2 separate regions of the Mus musculus genome follow, and region 1 is linked to region 2. A link is a contact called in ENCODE Hi-C or POLR2A ChIA-PET data. All regions are on one chromosome and are shown on one strand. The core of a region is the stretch at or near the end of the contact, and the rest is flanking DNA. Distances in the headings are between cores, read along the strand shown.

Evidence for each region. Hi-C counts contacts between places; a loop is a spot of excess contacts on that map. ChIA-PET counts read pairs that join two places held with the same protein, here RNA polymerase II (POLR2A).
Region 1: a map of v-Abl transformed pro-B cells shows a loop between it and region 2 (4-fold over the local background). The contact joins the promoter of Stim2 here to the promoter of Smim20 in region 2. A Hi-C loop is called at or near these places in 1 of 37 maps with a recorded cell type or tissue (v-Abl transformed pro-B cells). POLR2A ChIA-PET finds 5 or more read pairs at or near these places in 1 of 5 experiments (Patski).

The regions. Positions count from the first base shown.
Region 1 is chr5:53,997,133-53,999,832 of GRCm38, forward strand. It overlaps Stim2 (stromal interaction molecule 2), which reads left to right and starts at 1,391. Exons shown (of 12, transcript NM_001081103.2): 1 at 1,391-1,902. The coding sequence starts at 1,752.
Region 2 is chr5:53,265,806-53,268,762 of GRCm38, forward strand. It overlaps Smim20 (small integral membrane protein 20), which reads left to right and starts at 1,301. Exons shown (of 3, transcript NM_001145433.1): 1 at 1,301-1,553. The coding sequence starts at 1,439. It overlaps Gm40303 (a long non-coding RNA gene), which reads right to left and starts at 1,322. Exons shown (of 2, transcript XR_868423.2): 1 at 1-1,322.

The DNA of each region.
Region 1 (2,700 bases), core at 141-2,640, 730 kb after region 2:
CACCCTCCAACATAATGCCCCTAAGAAGTATGTCAAGAAATAATTGTGGTTGATTAGCCTTGTTATTATTCCTGATTCTTTTCTGCAGTGTGCATCTTCCTCTTCCACTACCCGACATTCTTTTGGTCAAGCTTCCTAAGGAATTGTTATGTATTTGACTTCTTGACTTCTGGAACAAACTGATCTAAACTGCAAGCCAACAACAAAATCCAACAGTAGTCAGACCTATGTTCTTAACAATCCTAGCTTCGAGTTCTTAAATATGTGTGTGTGTTCAACACCTCCTTTTACATTTCAAAGGTTTTCTGAAGAAATGCTTTGATATGGGTCTCTGAGGTATGTAGCTTGCCTCTGAGTGCCATTTACCTGGGTCACATCCTGAGGACTCCTACCACAATTGAAACAAAATAAAAAAACAGCCAACAACAATAACAACAACATAGTCCCATTGCAATGGTAGCATCTACTTGAAGAAATAGATTCCGGTTCTTTTCCCCTTTTAGATCAATTGGATCTGGAGCAGAATTGCAAGAGCATCCACAAAACTGCTTCATTGCAGATAAGCAAAATGGTCAAGTCTATGTTGTAGTTGGGGCAACCTGTTCAGCTGGCAGTCTATAGAAGTGGTGGTTTGGCAGATGAGTGGCAGTGACTGCCTTCAGTGTCAGCATGGAAAATAGTAAGAAGCTAGAGCACATTATTCGAACATTTCCATTCAGTAGTTGATAAATCGGGCCATGTCCATTTATTAGCTATGGGCCGGTGGGTTGGTTAAGCTATTTTAACATTTCAGCGCTTGGGTTTCGTCACATGTAAAATGGCGATGAGATTGAGTTACACTATGCCACTGTAAATTGCTTAGAGAAATTCCTAGCACTCTGGCACAAGGTATGCGCTTTGCCAAATGTTTGTCAAGTAAATACAAAGCTAGGCTGGGTTTCCCTCCGCTTCTACAAAGCTGGCAACCGGTAACCCCCACCAACATCCAAGTTAGGGGAGGCCGCTGTTTCCCACTGCAAGGTTTTTTTTGACCCACGGGGTTAAAGCACTCAGAGGATCTGCGACGTCGATACGCTTTATCCAGGTCTCCAGGCTGCCCATCATCAGATCACGGCGTGGGCGAGACTCACTCCTTCCTCCCGCTCAGCTTCTCTGGCTCCTGAAGCACAGCCTGGGCGGCTGTCCCACGCCCCGCCTATCGGTCTGGGAACGCCCCTAGGGGCGGGGCCCACGACCACGCACGCGCAGTGCCGCGGCGTTGCGCCTGCGCCGTGGCGGGGCTGAGGGAGGCGGGGGATTGGTATGAGAGCGAGTGTGTGAGGGGAGGGAGGTGGCCCGGCCGAGCGTGGTACTACGGCGGGCGCGGGCCGGAGGGGGCGGGGGGATGCGCCGCGGCGGCGGCGCGGGCGCTGGGCTGGGGCTTGGCCGCGCCAGAGCAGCGGATCCCGGTGTCGCCGCGGCAGCTGCGCGGGTGTCGCGCTGGGTCGGAAGACGCCGTACCACTGCGCTCCCCCACTTTTTTTTTTTTTTTTTTTTTTAAATAACCGGAACCAATGAACGCGGCGGCGAGCCGAGCTTCGCGGGCCGCCGGTGAAGGGAGCGGGTCAGCACCCGGCGGGAGTCCGCTTCCGAGGCGGCCGGGCCCCGGGCAGCTGGCGGTGAGCGAGTGGCCGGCGGCTCCTGTGAGCGCTCCTCCCGCCGTGGCACCGGGCCGGGCCTCGGGCCGCCCTCTCCGGCGGCGCTGGGCAGCAATGCTGCTCTTCGGGTTGTTGGTGGCCGGCGTGGCGGACGGATGCGATCTGGTGCCCCGGCACCTCCGCGGGCGGCGCGCGTCGGGATCGGCCGGAGCGGCGGCGTCTCCTTCGGCTGCGGCTGCGGGCGAGCGCCAGGCGCTGCTGACAGGTGAGGCCCGTGCGGGCGACGGGCAGGCTTGGCGGGACTCCCGGCAGGACCCCATCCCCCGAGAGGGCGCCTAGCGGTTGCCTTGGCGCCGGTCGTCGCACTTCGGACGCCTTCCTAGTCCACCGACTGGCGCCTCTACTGTGCTTTCTTCGCCCTTAGTGGGCTCCTGCGAGCTTCCCAGCTGAGCAATGCAGTGGTTTCTCTTTCGTGCTGCCGAAGGGACCAGTGGGGTCTGTAGGGGACTGGGCTCATTTCCCCTCTTCCCAAAGCCGCCAAAGAAAGTAGGCGGCGGCAGCAGCAGCAGCAATGCGGTATGGAGTTGGCCCCTGTTGCCTTTGCAAAGGCGGCTGGCAGCTTCTTACCGATCGAGAGCCGGGCTGAGCGCCCTGTCCCAGGGGAAGCTGCTGAAGAGATTCTTTGAGAGCCACAGCACCTAGTGGCACTAGTGGTTCTGTGTTAGTATGAAGAAACGTCAAAGTCTGGTGTGTTTTTGTGGGGGTACGAGGACGCTTTAAGGGATGGAAAGTATATGCTGTTTGAGAGCATCACTGGGTGACAAAGGGTGCAGAAAGCGCAGCAGGTAACCAGAAACACACCTACAATTTACCAAGTGCAGGATATTTGTGACGTGGATTTGGGCAGCATAGTTCTGATGGAGTGCACCAGTACCTTTTTTAAACACAGAACGTTCTAGCACTTACTGAAAACTTGCAAATATGTTTGGTAAGGTTAAGTAGAAAATTGTATGCTTTTACAGCCTTCGTTGTCTTATATAACTGATCTGGTGTGGTTTAAGCA
Region 2 (2,957 bases), core at 51-2,550:
GGCCTGAGGAGCAGCCATCTTACTGCACAGTCATTTGTCTTCCTCCCTGTACTTCGGTTGCCCGTGGGACTGCATCAGTCATCGGCAACAGGCGGCATCCGGGATTAGTTATCGTTTCATGTATTTGTTCCGTGGTAGGATCCTGGAGTGCAGAGGTCATGTCTCATTCATCTCGTGTCCCCCTTAGCACTTTGCCTGCTGTTCGGGGGGCCTAGCCAGATAGTCCATAAATCTGCTGACAGATTGAACGACTGATTTATATGCTGCTAGAGTCAGAGGTAGATGGAATCTTGATTCGACTACAAAACTACAGAGGAAAAGACCTGTGTTCACCACATCATTTCTGAGAGATTGCAGATCTTCTCTGGACTAAATAATGTTGCTGGGGTCAAGATAAATACCTTCTGTGCAGCCCAGACTCGCTACTGGTGTCATTTCTATTTCTAAGGGATTGAGCGAAGGCCCAAGGAATGTTGGTCTTAGCTGCCCAGCCCCCTGAGGAGATCATATCTTCTGACTCAGGCTCTGTAAAGGAGAACAGGTGCAGAGGTGGGGGAAAGCAATCCCCACAAGCATGGCGGGATGAGGGAACAGGTGTCAGTCTTCAGAGGCTGTGCCCCAGGCAAAGAGCCAGAGCCCTAGGGACCTGCCACTGACTCTGTGCTGTTCCTAGATTTTAATAGTTTTTGTTTGCAGCCCTCGATTAGTTTTGGGAATCCCTGTCTACTTTCTGAAACCCCTGTATAATTCCCCCCATAACCCAGCACACACAATATGGAGAGCAAAGAGGACAAGGGATCAAAGTTAGATCACTTACTGTGCTCAAACACCCTCCAGGAAAGGCTGTCTTGGGTCAGAAGACTCAGTGACTAATTTTGCAAATACCTTGCAAACCATTCGAACCAGGTGATTTGCTCCTTTGTGGCTCATGCCCACACACAGCTTTCAAAGAGGGAGGCCCAGTCTTTCAGAGGCTTCTAGCCTCACCAGTCACCAAATGTCACATTAATGAGGGGGAAGGGTAAGAAAGAGTTGTTGGGAACAGAAGAGTAAGACAGAAGGTGGTAATTGGAGCAGAGAAGGAAGGACCCAGACCCGGGGCCAGTAAGAGGTCAAAAAGAGGGCACGAGAAAGGAGTGTAGCCAAATACAAGTCAGCACAAGCCACCAGTGTCTCGGCCTCCACGATGGCAGCCGGAGGGCGAGGAGGCGGGTCTTGGTTTGAGGCCCCGCCTTATGCCGCGCCCTTCCTCGGATGACCCCGCCCCACTAAGAGGCGCCCAGGCCCCGCCTCCGAGCTCAGAGGCTCCTCCCTGCACTCCGATCCCGGAAGCGAGCTCTGCTCCGCCTCTTCCGAGCTGGGTCGCGACCTTGAGGCCGGGAATCGAGTTTCCAAACGTGCGGGGGCCTTCGCCGGCTCTGCTGCCCCCTTTCTCTCCATGGCAGCGGCCCGGAACCTGCGCACCGCGCTCATATTCGGAGGCTTCATCTCCATGGTCGGCGCCGCCTTCTATCCCATCTACTTCCGGCCCCTTATGCGGCTGGAGGAATACCGTGAGTGACCTCTGACCCCGCGCAGTGGCTGCTCCCAGCGCTACCCCGAAGCCCTTAAGCCCCTACCCTATCTGTTCAAGGAGTGCTGAGGAAGGATGTGGACTTGGGAGTGAGGCTACCCGGGTTCCAGGCTCGCCCAGTGCAGCCCGGTGACCACGGACAAGGGGCCCCACCTCTGACCTTCAATGTTGAGGCTCTACATATCTTTTGCAGGATCAGCAACAAAACTGTGAGCATCTTAGGGGTCACAGAGGTGATGTGTATGAAAGCAGCCTACACACAGCAGGTCAACACTAACACTAGTTCACACACAGTATATACTGATATACTGAAGATTTAATGTTTTGGGTTAAGCATATACCGAGTCGTTGAATTTGCACGGGCTTCCCTTGGGGTAGATGCTACCCATTTTACAGATGGAGGTCACACAGCTAGTAAGTGGTGAGGGAAATGTTCCAACCCAGGCGTCTGTCCGCAGAGCCCCGCTCCATCCACCCAGGCTGAGATGGTGCTATAGTGGAGAGCTTTGATCATTCTGAGTTGAAAGGTGTTTTTATGGTGCATCATTGCCAATCCCTAAGATGTCTTGGAGCGGAAATATTTCAAAGCTAAACTGTTAACCTGGGTTCTGAGTTTTTCCTCAAATCGTTTTTTTTTTTTTTAGATTCTGCTGGTTTCCTTCATTTTTAAGCTGGCTGCTCACATGACAATGGCGAGTGTCCGGGGAGTCATTTTCCTCCTTAATCATTCAGGTCCTATCATTCTAAAAGCCACACTCCTTCCTGGAGACCTATACCTCAGCAAGGATTAGCACTTTGATACATCTGAAACCATCTGTCAGCGAGGAGAGATGAGGCATTAGAGGATCATTTTGTTCTCCAGGAAACCTGAATCATCTTGAAGATGGAAGAGGGCCAGCCCAGCCCCCGGGGAATATTAGCTGAGGCTGAAGCTTGGCGATTTCAAGCCTCATGTAAATGTTCTGACCATCTCCAGCGCCATAACACTTGGTTTCTGGAGGCAAAGCATTTTAAAGTACACACATGAATCCCCTGACAGCTTCTTTTCATCAGCTCAGACTAAGATGGTCTCTGTGCTTCCTGCCTTCAAGCCTTCCTGCATGCGCCACGTGTGGAAGGAATGTGGGCTTGTGTAAGGTCCTGCAGAATTTGTCTCCATCCTGGATGGATCCCTGCCACAGGCTATTTTATTACAGCTTCTAGAGTTGGAGTTGAGACTTGGTCTGTTGGAGGTTCCCTTTAGAAAAATCCCAGTTCTGAAGAAGACAGGGGTGTGGTTCTCAGCCACTGTGCTATCTGGAGGTGTTTTGCTTGTCACAGCTAAGGAAGAAAAGGGGAGGTGAGAGTAAGCCATTGTACTAGATAGGATCCAGGATAAATTTCC